Linked DNA regions of Homo sapiens: regions 2 and 3 are each linked to region 1. Evidence: chromatin loops called from intact Hi-C (ENCODE). Cell type or tissue: ascending aorta. All regions are shown on one strand. Links, peaks and the distances in the headings refer to the core of each region. The heading gives the core; the rest is flanking DNA.

What was found. A loop is a pair of places that touch in the nucleus more often than their neighbours do. Peaks named below come from ENCODE experiments on the same cell type or tissue, not always from the same donor. Only the 100,000 strongest peaks of a DNase experiment are listed, where the experiment ranks them.
Region 2: it touches region 1 in a loop (2.9-fold over the local background); 2 of 110 quality-filtered maps call a loop at or near these places.
Region 3: a loop joins it to region 1, with 2.3 times the contacts of the local background. A loop is called at or near these places in 5 of 110 quality-filtered maps.

Annotation. Positions count from the first base shown.
Region 1 is chr3:27,633,973-27,641,809 of GRCh38, reverse strand. LOC124906221 (a long non-coding RNA gene) reads right to left here and starts at 5,311. Exons shown (of 2, transcript XR_007095850.1): 1 at 2,504-5,311. It also overlaps the pseudogene TPM4P2. RefSeq lists an enhancer at 3,766-4,368. In ascending aorta, for the core only: a CTCF peak has its summit at 4,152; a DNase peak (open chromatin) is centred at 4,299; H3K4me3 peaks cover 1,380 bases; H3K27ac peaks cover 3,074 bases.
Region 2 is chr3:27,499,438-27,507,274 of GRCh38, reverse strand. No RefSeq gene overlaps it. Among named protein-coding and RNA genes, the nearest start is that of SLC4A7, 19 kb to the right of the region's middle. In ascending aorta, for the core only: no CTCF peak of the experiment used is centred there; a DNase peak (open chromatin) is centred at 3,664; H3K27ac peaks cover 2,350 bases.
Region 3 is chr3:27,574,040-27,581,876 of GRCh38, reverse strand. No RefSeq gene overlaps it. Among named protein-coding and RNA genes, the nearest start is that of SLC4A7, 94 kb to the right of the region's middle. RefSeq lists a silencer at 2,305-2,599. In ascending aorta, for the core only: no CTCF peak of the experiment used is centred there; DNase peaks (open chromatin) are centred at 3,636 and 4,307; H3K27ac peaks cover 3,749 bases.

The DNA.
Region 1 (7,837 bases), core at 1,252-6,251:
CTAATCTATGTGATAACCGTATACATTTTTTCTTTACCTTTAACCTAGGCCTTGAAGTTCTTACAGCCCACTTGATAAGCTCAAGTGGAATCAGGCCTTCTCTTATTATTAAGAAGCACAGTATTTCCCAAAGACCACTCATCACTCTGCAAATAGTCTAAGGACATGAGGGCCTTAATCAAAGCAAGGGGAGAGAGAAAACTGAAAGTCACACATCAGGCCAATCCCACTGTTGCTTTGGCTGTGGGTGTGACTCTTGGAGACTGATCCCACACAGGCTGGGGGACAGTTATCTGCTAAACTGAGACACTTACTGGTTGAATCATGCCTTGGTTAATAGCACCCCAACTTGGGATTGATCCAAGGTTATAATTATTTTCATTAACCTTCATGTGCTTCATATAGTCACCAAGGTATAGCACTACCAAACAGTATTTGTCCTCAGCTGTATGTTGTACCAATACCAACCCTCCCCCACACCCTCTTCCACCTCTCTGCATTGAACTTGGGTTACCAGCCTTGACCTACCTTTCCCTCATGGTGAGTTCCTCTTTGATATTCTTTCCTGATAATAGCTATTAGTGGTCCTACCTCAATCTAAGAGTGATTCTCCAAGTGCTGAACCTCAAAAGAGTAAGAGCTGGGGTCCAGATGCAGTGGCTCATGCCTATAAGCCCAGTGCTTTGGGAGGCCGAGGCAGGAGGATTGCTTGAGCCCAGCAGTTGGAGACCAGCCTGAGCAACATAGTAAGACTGCCATCTCTGCAAAAAATTTAAAAATTAGTCATGAGGTCAGGAGTTCAAGACCAGCCTGGGCAACATGGTGAAACCCCATCTCTACTAAAAATACAAAAATTTGTTGGGCGTGTCAGTGCACACCTGTAATCCCAACTACTCAGGAGGCTGAGGCAGGAGAATTGCATAAACCTGGGAGGCAGAGGCTGCAGTGAGCCGAGATCACACCACTGTACTCCCAGCTTGGTGACAGAGTGAGACTTCATCTTAAAAAAAAAAAAAAAAATTAATCACGTGTGGTGGTATGTGCCTGTAGTCCCAGCTACTTGCACACTTAATCCCATCTACTTGCACTCCCTCACAAGGGAAGCTGAGGCAGTAAGATTGCTTGAGCCCAGGATTTCAAGGCTGCAGTGAACCACGATCATGCCACTGCACTCCAGGCTGGGTGACACAGAGATACTCAGGCTCAAAAAAAAAAAAAAAAAAAAGTAGAAGCTGAGGATTTTTAGTCCTTCTCTTCCAGGAAGGCTCCTTCACCCTACCCTTCCCTCAGAGGACAGCTCTGTAAGCGGTGAGGAGCCAGAGAAATGAACAACTCTCTCCTTTTGACCCTAAGAAGACCTGAAGAGAGACTCTTCTCTGAACATAAAGAATGTTGGCCGTTTCCTCTGCCTTCCTTTCCACCTCCCAAAACAAGGGGAAAGAAGACTGTAGTCTCTGCTTACCAGGCACTCTATCATAAACAATCTATAGCAATTTCTGATTCCTTCTGCTAAAGAACTATTGTTGAGGGTTGGAGAACAGACAAAGGTTCTTAGCCAAAAGAGTCATCTCTGTTCTGCCATAATCTAAATATTTCTTCTTCAAGTTTCTACTAATTGTCCTCTGTCTGCCTACTCTGTGATGTCCCAACTTTCAGGTCTACTTATGCACTTACTTAAAGGTCTGATTTTATTTTTATTTTATTTTATTTTTTGAGACGGGGTCTCACTTTGTGGTCCAGGCTGGAGTGCAGTGGGTACAATCATGGCTGAGTGCAATGGGTACAATCATGGCTTACTGCAGCCTTGAACCCCCGGGCTCAAGCGATCCTCCTGCCTCAGCCTCTGGAGTAGCTGGGACCACAGGCATGCACCACCAAACTTGGCTAAATTTTTTTATTATTTGTGGAGACAGGCTCTACCTATGTTGCCCAGGCTGGTCTCGAAACTTTGGCCTTAAGCGATCTACCCACTTGGCCTCCCAAAGTGCTAGGATATCAGGTGTGAGCCACTGCGCCTAGCCCAAATTTCATGATCTTTGTCTCTTGTTTCCTTTACAGGTGAAAACCTGCAGATGTGCTGTACAGATGTGGGCTGCTGTTGTACTCATCATTCCAAGTAGATTTGTCTTCTGTCTGTTTGCAAAATGCTGTGGCTCTGCTCTCTAAGCTAGGTAGAAGTGAGCACCCTCTCTCAGGATACTGTATTATGGGTCTGCGGGAGAATTAGAGAGATGTTTTATGCTGCTGCCTATGATATGAGTTTATTTCCTGGTTGAGGTCTGTGCTAGAGCAGGTTCTCACTCAGAAAGGCAGAGACAGGAAGACTGTAGGGCACTTCCTCTATGAACCCACTAAACAGCAACTCTGGGTTCTCCAGTTCCAGGTGCATTTCTGTTCAGATATCTCATGCACTATGTCATATGGTTTTGCAAACTTATCTTCATTCTATTTCACAATTTAGGCACTCCGTTCCAATTCTGGGAAGTGAAGAAGGGTCACTTACTCAATTGACTTCAGGGTCTAGGCAGTAACCAGGTTCTTGGGTTCTCTTTCAACACATACAATCTTTTGACAAACATATAAAGTTTACATGTTGAACGTGCAGGAATATTCCTCAAGTCCGTGAAGAAATTTGTGCACTCCTGTTTTACTTGAAATATAATTTTCAGTTTATCTTTTGCTGTCTTACTCTTTTTGCTTGTTTTTTTTTTTTTTTTTTTTTTTTGAGACAAAGTCTCACTCTGTTGCTCAGGCTGGAGTGCAGTGGCACGATTGCGGCTCACTGCAACCTCCGCCTCCCGAGTTCAAGTGATTTCCCTGCCTCAGCCTCCCAAATAGCTGAGATTGCAAGCATGCACCACCACTCCTGGCTAATTTTTATATTTTTAATAGAGACAGGGGTTCGCCATGTTGCCTAGGCTGGTCTCGAACTCCTGACCTCAAGTGATCTGCCTGCCTGGGTCTCCACGCTGGGATTACAGGCATGAGTCATCGTGCCTGGCCTGATATCTTTCCCGTGATAAAGACATGGGCCCAGATAAATATTTCTTTACTTTGAGATAAATAACATAGCAAGTACAAAGATCAGTAAATGAAAACTGGCCCCAAGATCAGTAAATGAAAACTCAGCCCCAAAGTCAGGTCAATGGTAGGGAACGGTGGAAACTGTGGCATCTTAGGGTAGTCACTAGCCAGTTCCAGCTGCTCACTGTCATACGAAGAAGGATCCATGCCACACGAGAGTCTAGTCTTGTCACATATTCTCATTAAAGTGAAGTGACTCTGATTTTTTTGGTGTGAAATCTCCCTATTTTTACATTTTGGCTCAAAGTTTGTAAAAATACTGTGGAGTCCAAATAAAACATGTCTGCAGACCAGAGCTAGGCTTCAGACTACCAGTTTAGAACCTGCCATGGGAAACGATAATATCTGGGAAGCACAGAGGTACCCCGGTGTTTTAAAGTGAGCAGTAGGCTGTTGAATTCACTTTACTATTGTTGTATTAGAGAAGAGTCAGAACATTTCAACATCTTGAGCACCAAGAATCATCTGAGTGACTTTTTCTTAAGGAATAAATCACACATTATGAAAAACAATGCATGCAACTTTCATCATCCCCTAGCTGTCGCGAACTATAGACAGAAAAGAACTTCATTCTCTCCTATTTTTCCAGGGAGAAAAAGATTCACAGAACATTGTTTTCCTTGGTTCAAATTTGAAGTTCTAACTTGAAGTAGCTAGGTGCTGGAGAGAGGTTAAGAGGCTGGATTGTGTGTTCATTGGTGCTTTATCCCCCTGTAGCTGGGAGAGAGAGGACAAGAAGTAGTACGGTGTCAACATGGTGAAAGAAAATGAGAAGATGCAAAACCGAATGAGGTATTCAATTATACTAATGTTGGCAAATATCTCTGAGGCTGGTATCATGTAGACAAAACATCTGGATAAGTCACTGAAACTGTCAGACCTTAGACAATAGCTGGTACATGAATGCCGTGAGAGTAGCGTTTCCACTTATAGATGGAATGCCTTTCTTCTTCTTTCTTAATTCTTTCAATTGACAAAAGAACACAGCATCACTTGAGTTAGTACTCCTGCATGATAAATAGGACACCCATGGAGGTTGTTCTATCCCTTTTATAACCTCAAGGTGCCAGACCATTTTCACTAGTTCCCTGAATTACGTAAAAAACTTAGAGCCCATGTGTAACCCTCACGCTGTCTAATTTTAACTGAATAGGTTACACAACACTGAGAAAGCTGGCACCTTGTGTGCTATGGCACTAATCATTAGCAATGTTTGGCCGGATGCAGTGGCTCATGCCTGTAATCCCAGCATTTTGGGAGGCCAAGGCGGGCAGATCACTTGATGTCAGGAGTTCAAGACCAGCCTGGCCAAAATGGTGAAACCCCGCCTCTACTAAAAATACAAAAATTTTCTGGGCATTGTGGCACACCCCTGTAATTCCAGCCACTCGGGGGGCTGGGGCAGGAAAATCACTTGAACCGGGGAGGCGGAGGTTGCAGCAAGCCACTGCACTCCAGCCTCAGCAACAAGACTCTATCTCAAAAATAATAATAATTAGTAATGTTCAAGGTCACAAAACAAATGCATAGAAAGGAAACATTGATTAAATAATGAAGAGAGAAATGAATATAAGTACAGCCTGCGTTTAACTTCTCAGGCAGAAAAAAACAATTTTGTTGTTTTTAAATGCATAAATATAATGCTAATGGGTACAGCAAACTTAGCAAACAAAACTAAACATGTCATTTGACCATGGATCTAGGCCTTAATGAATAGGCATGATTTTTAATTAGTCTATCAATTATCTGTAGATAAATGAGTATTGGACGTTACTTGTATTCTTTAAGTCTCCCAAATTTGTATTCTTGGACTCATCTTTGTGTCATCTCCATCTCCAAAAATGTCAGAATACCAAGCCCTGCTAATTGTTACCTTGATCTTCCTTGCCAATCTACTCTTCCCTCCTCAGCCTCTCAGCTAACACCCTAGCCCAGTGCTTCTCATATTTTAATTATATTGACAAATCTCCTGGGGATTTTGCTAAAATATATATTCTGGTGCCAATCCTGTTGGTCCAGGGACGACAGTTTGAGTAGCAAGGCCCCAGCCTAGTTTTTCAAGAACAATCTCCTCCCCACCCTGCTCTCAATTCTAACCTCCCTTCTGGCCCTTCAGGTGAGTTCCAGCCCTTCTTGTATCCCACTGGTTACAAGATAAATGTTTTCTTTCTTCTTTTTTTTTTTTTTTGTTTTTGAGACGAGGTCTCTGTCACTAGGCTGGAGTGCAGTGCTGCGATCTCGGCTCACCGCAACCTCCGCCTCCTGGGTTCAAGCGATTCTCCTTCCTCGGCCCCCCAAGTAGATGGGACTACAGGTGTGCGCCACCCAGTTAATCTTTGTATTTTTAGTATTTTTGTATTTTTAATAATTTTTAGTTAATTTTTGTACTTTTAGTATTTTTGTATTTTTAATAATTTTTAGTTAATTTTTGTACTTTTAGTATTTTTGTATTTTTAATAATTTTTAGTTAATTTTTGTACTTTTAGTATTTTTGTATTTTTAATAATTTTTAGTTAACTTTTGTATTTTTAGTATTTTTGTATTTTTAATAATTTTTAGTTAACTTTTGTATTTTTAGTATTTTTGTATTTTTAATAATTTTTAGTTAACTTTTGTATTTTTAGTATTTTTGTATTTTTAATAATTTTTAGTTAATTTTTGTATTTTTAGTATTTTTGTATTTTTAATAATTTTTAGTTAATTTTTGTATTTTTAGTAATTTTTTGTATTTTAGTAGAGACAGGGTTTCACCATGTTGGCCAGGATGGTCTCGATCTCCTGACCTTGTGATCCACCCGCTTTGGCCTCCCAAAGTGCTGGGATCACAGGTGTGAGCCACCATGCCTGGCCACAAGATAAATGTTTTCTAAGTACTCTTCTGATTGTTTTAGAATGGATCCATGTCCACTTAGAGGCACACAGGCTCAAGGCACTCCAAGGGTTTAGTAGGGAAGCATTGACTAGTTGACTCTGCTGGAAAAGGTCTACCAAAAAAGCAAACCTGGCAAACCTTCTCCCAAATTCCCCATTCTCTGTGCAGTCTTTTTTTAGTCATGATCTGTGCTGCCAATATGATACCAGTCCCAAGGGATTCTCTCTCTGCTGCCACTTTAAAACCCTCATCTGGAAATGGTCAAAAGCCCCTTTTCTTGGTTATACTTAGCACAGAAAGGAGGGGAAAAAGAGAGAGTAGTGATAGAAATTCTTAAAGACATTATGGGAATCAGAGCCAAGTATCTGATCTGAAGGCAATACACTCCAACCCCAAAGCCTAGTATCATTTTCTTTTTTTTTTTTTGTAGTTTATGTAAAAATTTATTTGACCAAAATGTAGAAAAAGTGATACTATTACATATGATACAGTTGCAAGAATCTAAAGTAAAGTGTGGATTTTATTCCATTGCACAATTTGCTAGTGTATTTCCTGGGTAGTGTGGTGCTGAATAAATAGGAGTGGGGTGGTGAGGTGGGGTGGGTAAGGGATTCAGATAAGCCAGAAGCAGGGTGATTTTTAGTCGGAATTGCAAACTTTAGTCGGCCCCCACACGCTGCTGGGGAATGTGGAATGTTCCAGCTCTGAGATGTTAACTGAGAAAAGAGAAGTCAAACAAAGCCGATACGTGCAGCCCTGTCTACAGAATCCTTCATTACCCAGTTTAATCAGGAGTTTCTTGGTCTTTTATTAACTTGGTCCCAAAGAAGGAATTCAAGTCCTAGATAAGTAAATCTTCAATTTGCTATTCCCTGAAGTATGGAAATGAAGTCGGGCCAATTTTTAATCTCTGCTGCCAGAGAGGCCCTTTCTGCTAATAGATAAAAACTCTTTTGCTCAACTTAGTAATGACTTGTAGTCTTTTGGATATGGCTGATCTGAATTGGACTGAACTCCACCATATTCCTGGTGAGTGGGTCATTACTGGAATGAGACATTTGCTCTTCAGAGAACAACTTTATTTTAATTTTCCTTGAGATTGAGTCTCACTCTGTCGACCAGGCTGGAGTGCAGTGGTGCGATCTCCGCTCACTGCAATCTCCACTTCCTGGGTTCAAGCGATCCTCCTGCCTCAGCCTCCCGAGTAGCTGGGACTACAGGCAGGCGTCACCATAATTTTTGTATTTTTAGTAGAGGCATGGTTTCGCCATGTTGGCTGGGCTGGTCTCGAACTCCTGACCTCAAGTGATCTGTCCTGTTGGCTGGGCTGGTCTGGAACTCCTGACCTCAAGTGATCTGTCCTGTCCTCCCAAAGTGTTGGGATTACAGGCAAAAGCCACTGTGCCCGGCCAGAGAACAACTTTAGAATGAAGGAAATATGCAAAAGGACATCACATCAAGGATCTATTAATTACCATCTATTAATTACTATATGTGGGTAATTATGACTATTTCCCAAGCATTCTACGTTGACTGCTTGAGAGGATGTTTGTCCTGCATGGTGGAGAGTGGAGAAGGACCAGGATTCTTAGGTTAATCTATCTGTGGGTTATGACTTCCCACAATAGCCACCCCCGGCCCCCACCAGCCCTTTTATTGGCTCTGGATGGAAAATCCCTACCCATGTGATGGTCCCTGGTCTCTCCTATAGTTTGACCAACAGTTGACCCAAAAGGTTGTGGTCTTCAGCGTTTTAATCATATCCACGACTAGATACTGGGGTCTGTGTTCTTCAAAGTGTGGGGCTGCCTATTCTCCCAGGAACCAAATGGCCTCTGTCTTAAGAAACTATGCTTACTAGGAAATACCCTGCCTACCTTA
Region 2 (7,837 bases), core at 1,303-6,302, 130 kb after region 1:
TGAAGAACAATTCTGTGTCTCCCCCAAAATGAAATAAAGACTAGAGCAAGAAATGCCATGACCCTAAACATTCTCTTATGTTTTTACTAAGAAAATCCCCCTAAAAATTTAATCTGTAAAATCCCAACCAACCAGCCAGGATCATATTATCAAATTTATTTAACAGATCTTTATGTACTTCATATACTATGTACAGACTGTTGAGAGGAATACAGAAATGTGTAGTCCATGCTCCTAAACTTTATGGAGTGTATTAATTTTGAATTCAGAAGGCACGAAAGCAATTAATTGTAACAACCCAAAGTAGAATTAGTGTTCTAATATCACGTGAGAACATTAATGCTGCTAATAGCCCCTCTCTCATTAACCCTTCTAGCCCTTATATTTCATAATACATTATATAGAAGTTTTTTAAATTCTACCTTCAGTAGTTCCCTATGGTTTTTCCAACTCAAATGATAATTTACTTAAGATCAGGAAGCAGATCTTCAGAGCAGTGCTTCCTAAGTGTATACAAAGGCCCGTGATTCTGCATGTCCAGCAATCTCCCAGAGGCCAAGACTGCTGGTCCTCTGATCATCTCTTTTGTCCCCTGTAGCTTTGGCCACACTGTTCAGAAAACACCTGAAGATTCAAGATTGCAAAATTAATTTTGAAACTATCAATCACTCTTATTGCACCAGGAAAACTAGTTAGGAAGTTCTCAAAACACGGTAGATACTTCATGTGCTCAACAAATTATAGGGCAAATTGGATATGTTAGAATACTGTCTCTCCAACATTTACCCTCTTGGTGCTATTCTCTGTGCACTAAGCCTAAAGATTAAACATAGGAACATATCCTGCACTTTTTTTATTTTATTTTTATTTTTTTGAGGCAGAGTCTTGCTCTGTTGCCCAGGCTGGAGTGCAGTGGCATGATCTTGGCTCACTGCAACCTCTGCCTCCCGGGTTCAAGCAATTCTCCTGTCTCAGCCTCCCGAGTAGCTGGGACTACAGGCACACGCCACTGTGCCTGGCTAATTTTTGTATTTGTAGTAGAGACAGGTTTCACCTTATTGGTCAGGCTGGTCTCAAACTTATGACCTCAGGTGATCCACCCTCCTTGGCCTCCCAAAGTGTTGGGATTATAGGTGTTAGCCACTGCGCCTGGCCTATCCTGCACTTTTTAAAGAGGATGAAACATGTGTCTTTGTATTTTAACTCTGGTCTCTCCACAGAATTGCTCAGTTAACATTTCCTCTGGGTTATTTTATTTTATTTTATTTTTGAGATGGAGTCTTGCTCTGTCGCCCAGGCTGGAGTGCGGTGGCACCATCTCGGCTCACTGCAACTCCCGCCTCCTGAGTTCAAGCGATTCTCCTGCCTCAAACTCCCAAGTGCTGGGATTACAGGGACCCACCACCACGCCTGGCTAAATTTTTGTATTTTCAGAGAGAGGGGGTTTCACCATGTTGGCCAGGCTGGTTTTGAACACCTGACCTCAGGTGATCCACCCGCGTCAGCCTCCCAAAGTGCTAGGATTACAGGTATGTACCACTATGCCCGCCCTCAGGGTTATTATACTTGCTTTGCAGAGTAAGTTCTTTTGTAAGAAAGGGTGTGGAACTGAGTGCTGGTCATGGGCTCCAGAACAACTATTAAGCCTCAGTGCTGTGTAACAGTTCCAGAACAGTACATGCGTGGTGACAGCCTGCTGCTAATGTAGCCTAGTCCTCCCCCGCAAAGTAAAACACACAATGCAGGCTTCAGCCTGTTTTGTTTGATATATTTTGTCCCCCTCCAGCAGTTCATTTTATTTATTTATTTATTTGAGACAGGGTCTCACTCTATCGCCCAGGATGGAGTGCAGTGGTGCAATCTCAGCTCACCGCAACCTCCACCTCCCAGGGTTCAAGGAATTCTCCTGCCTTGTTGGCAGGTTGGTCTCTAACTCCTGACCTCAAGCAATCCACCCACCTCGGCCTCCCAAAGTGCTAGGATTACAGTTGTGAGCCACTGCACCCAGCCTACCAGCAGTTGATATTGAAATGAATTCTTCATGGCTTAATCTTTAGTATCCTGGGTCTTTCTTACCCCAGTGTAAGCCCCTCTAGTTATCTAGTGCCTCCCATACATCCCCAAACCAATCTCTGCTTCCTCTTCTTTGCCCTTGATGGGTCTTCCTACCAAACTTTCTCATTCTGCCCTTTGGGACTTTTATTCTCTCCATTGCAGTTTGAGTGATCTTACATAAACACAAGACTGATCAAGTCACTTTGCCTTAAATCCCTCCAAATGGCTCTCACTGCCCTCAAAAAATGCAAAAAATGTTGGAACTCATTAACATAATGGAGAAAGTCCCCACCTTCCACTTTAGCCAGTTTGTTTTAGTTCCTGGAATGTCCCATTCTCTTCTACCCCTGGTTCTTCGAGTGCTGTTTCCTCTATCTGCACACTTTCTCTAGTTTTATTCCTTTTTGTACATTAGGTCTCACCTAGCAGTTTCTATGTTTGAGCCTCTTTCCCTGACCCCAGGAATGAAGCTACCAGGGTTTGCCTGTACTCCCATCAATGCCCTTACCCAGTGCAGAGTAATTTCCTGTTTTCTTGTCTGCTTTCCCTGTTAGGCAGAAAGGTTCACCAGTCTTTGCCTTGTTCATATAGTACCCTCAGGGAGTAGCACGTAATAGATTCTCAACAGAACCACCTTCATGAGCACTGAGAAGGGAGCTGTGGGCTTGGGATTTAATGTTCAGCAGTTGTCCTCTTATACTTAATAATTTATTTTTGAATTTGTGTTTTGTAAATGAAGACCAGTGGAACAATGGAGCATGCACCAGGGGTTTGAAGTCTAGGCTCTAGCCTGGTTCCACCTCACTGGATGCTCTCCTGCCCCTACTCAGTGACTACTGCCATCCTTCTACATCCCCACACACCCACCAACAATCTGGGCACAGGAGGAGCACTATGACCACCTGTGGAGTCACTCACAGAGTCTGCAATGTCTGCAAGGGTCTGCAAATATCCACATGCCCAAGGGAACACGACATTGACTAGCAAATATAAAACATAATTTCAGGTTGAGAAGGAGACTGCAGAAGAAAGAAAAATACTTTTTTCTTGCTTTCTGAACAAGGAGTTTTCCATTTTCATTTTTCACTGGGCCCCACAAACTATGTAGCAAGCCCTGGTTCTCAATGAGTATTTGTTGAAAAGATTAATCAGAGTAATTTGATGAACCAACTGCATGTTGTTTCTTCAAAGCAGTCACCTAGAGAGATTTTCCAACAGTGTTGTCATTTCTTAAAATACTTTGGAACTTTTGAGAAAGTCACTCCTTTGTTTAACAGTTTTTTGAGCATCTACTATGTGCCAGATTCTGGTGTTAAGCAGTGAATTATTCAGACAAGACTGGAAAATCTATTCTTGGAATTACTTTGGAGTGGACTTACTTTTTGAAAGTAGCCAGAAGTCTCTGGGGATCACATTTGGCGAATAAAGTGCACTATAAAGCTAAATAATAGCAATCATATGACTTGAGACTAAAATAAGCTTTATAACAATGAAACCACAAATTAAACATATTGGGTTTCTTGGCCGGGCATGGTGGCTCATGCCTGTAATCCCAGAAATTTGGGAAGCTGAGCAGGGTGAATCACCTCAGGTCAGGAATTCGAGACCAGCCTTGCCAACATGGTGAAACCCTATCCCTACTAAAAACACAAAAATTAGTCCGGGCGCAATGGCTCATGCCTGTAATCCCAGCACTTTGGGAGGCCGAGGCAGGCGGATCATGAGGTCAAGAGTTCAAGACCAGCCTGGCCAACATGGTGAAACCCCATCTCTACTAAGAATACAAAAATTAGCCGGGCATGGTGGCAGATGCCTGAGGTGGGAGAATCACTTGAATCCAGGAGGCGGAGGTTGTAGTGAGCCAAGATCATGCCACTTCCTTCCAGCCTGGGCCACAGAGCGAGACTCCGTCTCAAAAAAACACAACAAAAAATTAGCCAGGTGTGGTGGCGCACTCCTGTACTCCCAGCTACTTGGGAGGCTGGGGCAGGAGAATCGCTTAAAGCTGGGGAGGTGGAGGTTGCAGTGAACCAAGATTGCACCACTGCACTTCAGCCTGGGTGGCAGAGTGATACTCCACCTCAAAAAAAAAAAAAAAAAAAATATATATATATATATATGGGGTCCTTATATGAATTTATAAAATTATTTTAAACAAACATTGAAAATTATTTCTTTCCTTTTTTTTTTTTGAAACGGAGTCTCACTCTCTCGCTCAGGATGGAGTGAGTGGTGCGATCTCAGCTCACCACAACCTCCGCCTCCTGGGTTCAAGCAATTCTCCTGTCTCAGCTCCCCGAGTAGCTGGGATTATAGGTGCATGTCACCATGCCCAGCTAATTTTTGTACTTTTTAGTAGAGATGGGAGTTTCACCATGTTGGACAGGCTGGTCTCAAACTCCAGACCTTGTGATCCACTTGCCTCGGCCTCCCAAAGTGCTGGGATTACAAACGTGAGCCACAGCACCTGGCCAAAAATTATTTCTTAATAAATGTAGAGTATCCCAAGGTTACTACCTTGATGCAGAAATTACAATTTAAATGTAGAAGTTCTATAGTAAATATCTTTTTTTAAAAAAAAAACTTTTTTTGGTCAGTTCCATTTTTCTATATTGTCATTTCTATTTTCTTTCTTTTTTTTTTTTTTGAGTCACAGACTTGCTTTGTTGCCCAGGCTGGAGTGCAGTGGCGAGATCTCAGCTCACTGCAAACTCTGCCTCCTGGGTTCAAGTGATTCTCCTGTCTCAGCCTCCTGAGTAGCTGGGATTACAGGTGCCCACCACCACACCCAGCTAATTTTTGTATTTTTAGTATAGATGGGTTTTCGCTATGTTGGCCAGGCTGGTCTCGAACTCCTGACCTCAAGTGATCCCCCCCACCACCTTGGCCTCCCAAAGTGCTGGGATTACAGGCGTGTGCCACCACACCCGGCCTGGTTTTTTATTTTCTTAAACATTACTTTTTCACATAATCCCAGACACAAAAGGAATCTGCAGCTGGCCAGAATGTGGTTATTAGGAATAACCTATTTCCACAATCACATTATTCTCATAATTTCCACCATGACTTGTTTGCTGATTTATTGGAGCTTCCAAATTATGATTTTGTTCATTTCTTGAATCCTTGTGATAATCTATTTATTTTGCAATACCTTCTCTATCTAGGCCAGACACAGGCTTATTAGCTGTGTTACCTTAACTTCTTTATGCCTCAGCTTCCTCATAGGATTGTAGTGAGGACTAAGGAATTAACATATGCAAAGACCTTAGCGTACTGCTTGGCATATGGTAAATGCCACACAAGAACTTTATTATAGGCCGGGGTGTGTTGGTTTATCCCTGTAATCCCAGCAGTTTGGGAGGCGAGGTGGGAGGATTGCTTGAGACCAGGAATTGAAGACCAGCCAGGCAATATAGCAAGACCCTGTTTCTACAAAAACATATTTAAAAATTAGCCAGGTGTGGTGGCATGTGCCAGTAGTTCTAACCACTTGGGAGGCTAAGGCGGGAGGATCGCTTCAGCCTAGAAGCGCAAGGCTGCAGTGACCTATGATTGTGTCACTGCACACTACTCTGTTGTCCAGGGGAGTGCAGTGGCTCGATTTCAGCTCACTGCAACCTCCGCTTCCTAGGTTTAAGCAATTCTCCTGCCTCAGCCTCCCAAGTAGCTGGGATTACAGGCACGTGCCACCACACCTGGATAATTTTGTATTTTGGGTAGAGATAGGGTTTCACCCTGTTGGCCAGGCTGGTCTCGAACTCCTGACCTCAAGTGATCCACCTGCCTTGGCCTCCCAAAGTGCCAGGGTTACAGGTCTGAGCCATCATGCCTGGTCCCAATAATTATTATTATCTGGCCTTATGCATCTAGGTCAGAGGTAAACAAAGTTTTTCTCAGAAGGGCCACATAGTAGATATTTTAGGCTTTATAGGTTAGATGATCTCTGTCACAACTATTCAACTCCACCATTGTAACACCAAAGTCAGCCTTAAATAATACATAAGTGAATGAGCATGGATGTGTTCCAATAAAACTTTATAAAAACAGGCAGCTGGTCAGTTTTGGCCCATGGGCTGTCATTTGCTGATCCCTGACTAGGCCTTTTCAACTAAGGTTTGCATGTGGATGGCTGGGAAAGGCTTAGCCAGGAGTCAAGAATGGAGGAGCAACAGGACCCCAGTCATCTGAAGCCCAGGTCACAGTAGTAACAGGCCTCTGTAGATATTATGGCCAAAAGTAAGGGCAGAGTTGGCATCCCCATGGACAGTGGAGGTAGTGGTGCTGACAGGCTACAGCTGGAAAACAGGAAGATGACTCCATGTATTTCACTTTCCAGAATTAGTTTTGTCCTGACAAATTGATTCAGTGAGCATTTTATAAACACCTACTCAGTGCCTATGTATGTAGAAGTTTACTGTTGATCTACCTACGCAAATGCCATATTTCAACCAGCTAATATTCAGTAGCCATCTCTAATTTAATTATTAAAAACTAGAGAAAGGTTTTTGAGGGTGTTGCAGTCCCCAGATTTCTATAACATTTTTTTTTTTTTTAATGAGATGGCGTTTTGCTCTTGTTGCCCAGGCTGGAGTGCAATGGTGCCATCTCGGCTCACTGCAACCTTTGCCTCTCGGGTTCAAGAGATTCTCCTGTCTCAGCCTCCTGAGTAGCTGGGATTACAGGTGCATGCCACCACACCTGGCTAATTTTTGTATTTTTAGTAGAGATGGAGTTTCATCATATTGGTCAGGCTCATCTCGAACTCCTGACCTCAAGTGATCCACTTGCCTCGGCCTCCCAAAGTGCTAGGATTACAGGAATGAGCCACTGTGCCCAGCCTACATTCTTTATTCTTACAGTTTTTGGTGAACCTAAGTAATAAGAGAAACTGGAACCTATTTAGTTATACTGGCCCCTGACCTGTTTGGCAATTACTTCCCTCAGGACTGGCCTCAAAGGAACCAGAAAGTTAAGCTTCATGTGATTGCCTAAGTAGAGATAGTAAAGTAGATCTAGACAGATATATACTTGTTTTCTCTATGAATTTGATGTCTTAATGCATTTGGCAGTCAGCATGTCTTGTTTTGCAACAGTCTGCCAGTTTTGTGTGGCACTCTCCTTAAGATAACAAGATTTCCATGCTTGAGTACCAGATAGTCTGGATTCACATTGTACTTTTCAGGGGTAGAGCTTTTCCTACAATCCTGAGGATGATCCAGACTTAAGTTGGGCTCTTATGATATATAACAAAAGGCTTAGATTGATTCATTCAGGAAGTATATTAATGTTAGCATCTTAGTTTATTTCCTTTCAATCATCTAATTGTTAACTTTTTTATGTATTACCTTCAGTTGATCATGTATAGATAGCTACAATTGATTCTATAAAAAAAAAAAAAACTTTTTTCCTTCTGCTCTCACATACTGAACACTGGACACCAGATGTGTGTGGGTTTTTCTCCACACACCAAGCAATTCTCTAGTGGACAATAGCTGGGTGTTCGACAATTAAATTCAATTCTGACACTAACTGGAGTCTGCACTGGTTAAGGGCTCACAGGTTAAGGGCTCAATCCCACAAGAAGACTGTCCCACACTTGAGAAACCAATCCCAAGCAGTAGGTTTCTGGTTACTTACAACTTCTCCCCCACTTGGTTGGAGGTTCTCACAATCCTCTCCTCAGATGGATTAATTTGCTAGAGTGGCTCACAGAACTCAGGAAATACTTATATTGACCAGTTTATTATATTAATAAAGGATATGATAAAGGACACAGAAGAAC
Region 3 (7,837 bases), core at 1,303-6,302, 60 kb after region 1:
TAGAGTCCTGCATGGTAACTAGTGAGGGAGAAATTTGGTGGGCTGCAACAAATTTGGTGTGCGTGTGTGCATGCGTGTGTGTGTGTGTGTGTGTGTGTGTGTTCAAGAAGAGAGCCTATACAAGATTCTCCTGACCAGGGAAGAGGAGAAAGAAGTCAATGGCCAATTTGTTGGTCCATTGAACTTTAAAACCTGTATATCATGTACTCTCTTTCAGACAGTCAAGCCTGTTGGCCCTCTTTCTCTGCAATATCTGCATGAACTGTTGCTGTCAAAGAGAGGACCCAGGCTCTACATTGTCAGGGCGTTAACTATTAATGCAAGTAAATATGATTGATGTGCTTTTGAAAGGGGATTTGATCCCCCTGGAGTTATGGACATTGGCCTTTGGTATTGATTGAATCTTGATTCAGTATAGATTTATTTTATTTATTTATTTATTTATTTTGAGACAGAGTCTCACTCTGTTGCCCAAGCTGGAGTTCATGGCACGATCTTGGCTCACTGCAGCCTCTGCCTCCTGGGCTCAAGTGATTCTGCTGCCTCAGCCTCCTGAATAGCTGGGATTACAGACATGCGCCATCATGCCCAGCTAATTGTATTTCTAATAGAGACGGGGTTTCACCATGTTGGCCAGGCTGGTCTTGAACTCCTGACCTCAGGTGATCTGCCCACCTTGGCATCCTAAAGTGCTGGAATTACAGGTGTGAGCCACCGTTCCTGGCCATATAGATTTATTGATATTCTTTCACATAAGCAAACACCTCTGCACTCTAAATTTGTCTAGGCCCCCAAAGCTCATAGATATGAGTGAGGTCATATTCACATACTACCCAAATGTTGCTACCTCATAGTCCTCATGAGTGTATCTTTCCCTCTACCAAATCTGTGTCTTTTTTTTTTTTTTTGAGATGGAGTTTCGCTCTTGTCATGCGATCTCCACTCACTGTAACCTCCACCCTCCAGGTTCAAGCGATTCTCCTGCCTCAGCCCCCCAAATAGCTGGGATTACAGGCAGTGCCACCATGCCTAGCTAATTTTTGTAGTTTTAGTAGAGACGGGGTTTCGCCATGTTGGTCAGGCTGGTCTCAAACTCCTGACCTCAGGTGATCCACCCCCCTTGACCTCCCAAATTGCTAGGATTACAGGCATGAGCCACTGCGACCGGCCCCAAATCCATCTCTTGTTTTCAGGTGATCAAAAAGGTGTCCTCCTAAAAATCAACTGTTGGAGCCCTAACCCCCGGTACCTGAGAGTGTGACTATATTTAAAGACAGGGTCTTTAAAGAGATGAAGTTAAAATGAGGCTGTTAAGTTAGGCCCAGATCTAATCTGACTGGTGTCCTCATACTAAGAGGAAATTTGGACACACAATGAGACACCAGAGAGGTGCATGCACAAAGAAAAGACCATGTGAGGATGCAACAAGAAGGTGACCATCTGCAAGGCAAGGAGAGAGTCCTCAGAATGAAATTAACCTTGCCAACACCTTGATCTTGGACTTCTAGCCTCCAAAACTGTGAGAAAACAAATTTCTCATAGCTGTATAAGGAACTCAGTCTGTGTTATTTTGCTATAGCAGCTCTCGCAAACTAATACAGTCCCTGGCTCTGACAATGATTGTTGAAACTTGTGTTAACCAAGGGTTTTGGGTGCTTTGACACGGGCGGTTTTCTGCACCCTGGAGGGACTGACCCTCTAACGGCTAGCCAATTCCTAGAAATAGTAAAGGACTCACCTACCTTTTTTTTTTTTTTTACCTTTACTAGGTAAACCTAGTAAAGTTTACCTTTTACATGTAAGTCAAGTAATCCAGAGTCCATACCCCAACTATCTCCTCTACTAAGCTGTCACTGGGCTTTCACACCTAGGAGGCTGAGGCAGGAGAATCGCTCGAACCAGGGAGGTGGAGGTTACAGTGAGCTGATATCACGCCACTGCACTCCAACCTGGGTGACAGAGAGAGACTCTGTCACAAAAAAAAAAAAAAAAAAAAAAAGGAAAGAAAAATTTGTATGTTTAGTAGTGACAGGGTTAAGCCATGCTGGCCAGCCCAGGCTGGTCTTGAACTCCTAAACTCAGGAGATCTGCCCACCTTGGCCTCCCAAAATGCTGGGATTACAGGCATGAGCCACTGCACCCAGCGAGACTCCATCTCAAAAAGAAAGAAAGGAGGAAAGAAAGAAAGAAAGAAAGAAAGAAAGAAAGAAAGAAAGAAAGAAAGAAAGAAAGAAAGAAGAAAGGAAGGAAGGAAGGAAGGAAGGAAGGAAGGAAGGAAGGAAGGAAGAAAGAAAGAAAGAAAGAAAGAAAGAAAGAAAGAAAGAAGAAAGAAAGAAAGAAAGAAAGAAATTTAAATTTTCACAGCACGCTTAAACCCTGGAAAAATCGGTAAGGTAAGCGTAAGCAATTGCCCTTTGCCCCAGCCTGTTTTTCTGATCTGGAAGGATGGTGATCCATCTGTTGACTTTCTCTTTGTTTTGAGATGGAGTCTCTCACTGTTGTCACCCGGGCTGGAGTGCAGTGAGCCTAGGCTCACTGCAGCCTCTGCCTCCCAGGTTCAAGCAATTCTCCTGCCTCAGCCTCCCAAGTAGCTGGGATTACAGGCGTGTATCACCATGCCCGGCTAATTTTTTTTGTACTTTTAGTAGAGACGGGGTTTCATTATGTAGGTGAGGCTGGTTTCAAACACCTGACCTCAGGTGATCCACCTGCCTCGGCCTCCCAAAGTGCAGGGATTACAGGCATGAGCCACCATGCCTGGCCCCATCTATTGACTTTCAATCTTCTATTGCTTTTCTTTTCTTTTTTGAGACAGAGTCCCCACTCTGTCACCCAGGCTGGAGTGCAGTGATGCGATTTCAGCTCACTGCAACCTCTGCCTTCTGGATTCAAGCAATTCTCCTGCCTCAGCCTCACGAGTAGCTGGGATGACAGGAGCGTACCTCCATGTCTGGCTAATTTTTGTATTTTTAGTAGAGATGGGGTTTCACCATGTTGGCCAGGCTGGTCTCAAAATCCGGACCTCAAGTGATCTGTCCACCTTGGCCTCCCAAAATGCTGGGATTACAGGTGTGAGCCACCGCACCTGGCCTGCTTTTCTTTTTTAAGCTTACATTTATTGAGTGCTTTGTGTGTGCCGGATATTCTGCATAGACCCTGACAGTTCTTGGAAATTTTTTCCTAGTAACACGCACACACACACACACCCCCCACACCATCCTTGGACCAAGCATTAGAGTTTGTACTAGTGTGAAAGGATTTTGTTAACATTTCAAAGTTTCGCTTTATTGTTCATTAATCGTCGCATTAATCCTATTAGGTACTATTATTATTATTCCCATTTAACTGATACGAAAAAAACTGAGGTTCAAAAAGGCTCATTACTTGCCCAAGATCATAATAAGTAAATGAATTCAATGGCAAGCTGCGATTAGAACTCAGAAACATCTAACTCCAAAACTTACGAGGCTAGGCCTTCCCTATTTTATGATTTGTGGTCCCACATCAGGAGAGTTACTGTCTACCTGGGGTAAGACATTTAGCCAAAGGAAAATACATTACTTGCTATGCTTGTTCAGTTTCCTTTGTACAGGACCAGAAACTAGCTGGCCTTAGAGGTCAGCACTGAGGTAAGTTCCAGGAATGGAGTGAGTCAGGCAAAGTATCCAGATCTTTCATTAGTGGACAAAATCCAAAAGGCAAGTACCAATATTGGAGCCAAAGAAGGGAGCTCTGGTCATTTCCAGAGAAGCCATATCAGTATCAGATACCAGGGGCAAGTGTAAGGCTAGATACAGGAAATGAGACACAAGGTCCAGAGCCCCAGAAATCAGAAAGATGTTAGGGAGAAAGAGGAAGAGACAAGAAGAGGTAAAAAACCTCCAAAATATAGACCAAGAACAAAGGCAGGTGTGGGGAGTTTGAATTAGATTCTAAAGAAGAAGGAAATAAGACAGCTTAAGACTGCAGGCTGTGGCTAGAGAGAGGTAATTGGGAATGCCTTTATGGAACCAGTGATGATGGGGTTTGAGCTGGCCCTTAAGGGATTGGCAAGATTAGATTAGACCAGGAAGTTATTTCAGGAAACTGGAGAAGCAAATTTTGGTCTATGCCTATAAGGGAACAGCAAGCTGATATTGTGGTTGCCAACAATTTAACAAGAGACATTGCTCTGAGGCCAACTGTTCCATGAGCACTCTTTTTTTAAAAAAAGAAAAACAGTCTCGCTCTGTTGCGTAGTTTGGAAGGAAGTGATCTGATGATCACGGCTCACTGACAATTGGCTAAGTTATTTTTATATTTCGTAAAGACAAGGCGTCCCTATGTTGCCCAGGCTGGTCTTGAACTTCAGGGCTCAAGGAATCCTCCTGCCTTGGCCTCCCAAAGCGTTAATATTACAGGTGAGGACCACCATGCCTGGCCTCATGAGTACTCTTGGTCTTTAATTCCCCAGTGGTTCAAGAATTAAGTAATGGATCTGACGTCCATATTAAGGGATTGTCTGCATCTAAGCAGAGGATCCAGGCTTATGATACAGGGCAGGGTTTCTACAGATGGACGCCATGACAGAGGTGTTCTTCTTACAGAAACAACACTCCAGTGTTTTATGGCTACATCGTATGAACTCTGGGACATTATTGTCAGTTTGTGGAGCAGGAAATCTATCTGGGAAGTTTATCACTTTTCCTTCTTGAAGTGTTAAAATGTACATATTGCCCAAGGTATGGAGCTCTCATTAAGGTTCTCTCTGAAGGAGCTTGGACATCAATAATAGGCCAATCTGGTCTGGGCATGGTGGCGGTGGCTAATGCCGTAATCACAGCTCTTTGGGAGGCCAAGGCAGATGGATCACTTGAGCTCAGGAGTTTGAGAACAGCCTGGCAACATGGTAAAACCTCATCTCTCCAAAAAAAAAAAAAAAAAAAAAAATTAGCAGGCCTGGTGGCACGCACCTATAGTCCCCCAGCTACTTGGGGGGCTGAGGTGGGAGGATCACCTGAGCCCAGAAGGTAGAGCCTGCAGTTCGTCATGATTATGCTACTGGACTCCAGCCTGGACAACAGAGTGAGACCCTGTCTCAAAAAAATAAAAGAGAGAGGCCAATCTGGAAACCCCTGACTCCTAGGAAAGTCAGAATTATACCAAGTGCCTTTTTTCCTTCACATAGAAGACCATGTCCCACCTTATTCTAAATTAAACAATGAGTGAGGCTTTGCTGTTGTCTTGTTGAGCTTTGGAATATGGTTCTACACTCCAGTATACTCACCTACCCTCCCACCCCAGCAAAAGTTTTAAAGTCCTATTAACTAAAACTAATCCTGAATTCAGAGATAACATCTGGGATAGTAAAAGGTGAACATGTGACAGTGTAATGCTAATTTTCTAAAGAACAGACAGAGTACAGGACATTACTTTGGGCAAGTAATGCTTTGTCAGGACATAGTGTCTCCCTTACGAAGGGAGCAATGAAGCAGCTAGAACAATGACTGGGCAGGAGCTCTGCATGAGGAGAGTGCAGGAACTCAAGAAACATTCTTGGGTTGCTAATGATCCTGATTCTCACGAGCCAGTTGATTGCAGTTCACTGGGAAGGATTTGTATTTGTATGATACTGAGAAATATATATTTGGTCTTTGACCGTGTGTGCTGGCACACAACTCCTAAAATCCTTGGAATATTCAAAGTGATAAGTGTCTTTCATACACTGAGTTGACTCAAGGCTGGCAGTTCCTAGGTAGTTGCAGGATGGGGGCCTGGTCACCAGAAGGAACAAGGCAGGGTTAGAGGGGATGGGACTTTCAGCTCCATCCCCCAGCTTTCAGGGAAGTGCACAAGAACTCATCCATGTGCCAAGAGAATGTCCCCAACTTCACAGGGACAAAACTGCCGCACTCAAGGACTCTTCTAGAACTCATCCTGTGTATCTCTTCATGTGGCTGTTTATTTGTGTCCTTTAAGATATCCTTTGCATTAAATTGGTCAATATAAGTATTTCCCTAGTTCTGTGGGCTGCTCTAACAAATTAATCCAACCCAAATCGGGGGTTGTGAAAACCCCAAGTTAAAGCTGGTTGGTCAGATGTTCCAGGGGCCTAGATTCATGACTGGTGGGAAGGAGAGGGGGCAGACTTGTGAGATGGAACCCTCATCCTGTGGTTTCTGATGCTATACAGCTGGGATCCACTGCAAAACTGATTGCTTGCATGGTGTGTGGGGAGAAACTCCCACACATTTGCTCACAGAAGTCTTCTGTGTTCGTTGTTGTTGTGGTGTGAGAACAGCAGACAGATGGTTTGAGTTTTTTCCGACACAATTAGGGTTCAACAAAATATAGCAAGGCAATATCCTTTGTGCTCCTATTCCTTTTAGAAATCTTTTAAAGCAGTATGCAGGAAAAAGAAAAGTCCAAGAGTGACTAAAAGAATCTGCAAAGTAAATGAAGGCCAGGGAGGTGCCCACAACAAGCAGGTAGTCTAATGGGGATTTAGATTCTCATTAACACTAGTTTTGGGCCAGGTGCAGGGGCTGACTCCTGTAATCCCAGCACTTTGGGAGGCCAAGGCGGGCAGATCACTTGAAGTCAGGAGTTTGAGACCAGCACAGCTAACATGGTGAAATCTCATCTCTGCTAAGAATACAGAAAGTAGCTGGGCGTGGTGGTGGGAGCCTGTAATCTCAGCTACTCCGGAGGCTGAGGCAGGAGTATTGCTTGAACTTGGGAGACGGAGGTTACAGCGTGCTGAAATCATACCACTGCACTTCAGCCTGGGCAACAGAGTGAGACTCCATCTCGAAAACAAAAAACAAAACAAAACAAAACACCACTAGTCTTGGTCTTTGGTACTAATAAAAATAAAATAATAAGATAAATAAATTATTGCCAGGTGTGGTGGCTCACACCTGTAATCCCAGCACTTTGGGAGGCCGAGGAAGGTGGATCACAAGGTCAAGAGTTCAAGATCAGCCTGGCCAAGATGGTGAAACCCCATCTCTACTAAAAATACAAAAATTAGCTGGGCATGGTGGTGGGAGCTTGTAATCCCAGCTACTCAGGAGGCTGAGGCAGAAAATTGCTTGAACCCGGGAGGTGACGGTTGCAGTGAGCTGAGATGGTGCCACTGCACTGGTCTAGCCTAGGCAACAGAGCGAGACTCCGTCTCGAAAAAAAAGAAGAGAGATAAATGAATTATCAGTAATACATCAGTGTGTGGACATACTACTTCCCTGTTTGACATCTTGAGAAGCCATAGGCCCCAGCTGGGAGAACACATGTTTGGCTCAGAGCTGTGTCTGAACCTTGTCTCCACACCTAAGGAATGGGAGGAGGCAGGCTTTTCAGCTCCTCCACTTTCCCACTCCCCAGTGCAGAGCTCAGTGAGTGACCCAGGACTGGTGCAGAGCCCGTTGTCTCATTGTCACTGGAAATGCAGCAACGCAAAGACTGCTTTATTTCATTTTGTTTGGGGACTAAAAGACAAGAAGATTAAAGCACATGGCACTCGTTTTAAAAACAGGAATAGAACAGATGGGGTACGGAGCATCTACACAATTATTTTATTACTCTTGGGTTGTTACCAATGTTTGCTCCTTCTCAGCACAAAAACACTAGAGACTTTAATGACAGGTGTGTACATGAGTGTGTGTGTGTGTGTGTGCATGCTGACTGATGTGACATTCTCTCATTAGGGTCTTAGAGTCAACCTAGCCAGTCCTAGGCACAGTTATGAAGCAATATCATGGAGCACCTGAATACAAGTTTTGGAAGAGCCCTTTGGAATCATAGTTGCCAACTTCCTCATTTTGTAGTTGAGAATTAAAGTCCAGAGAGATGAGCTTTT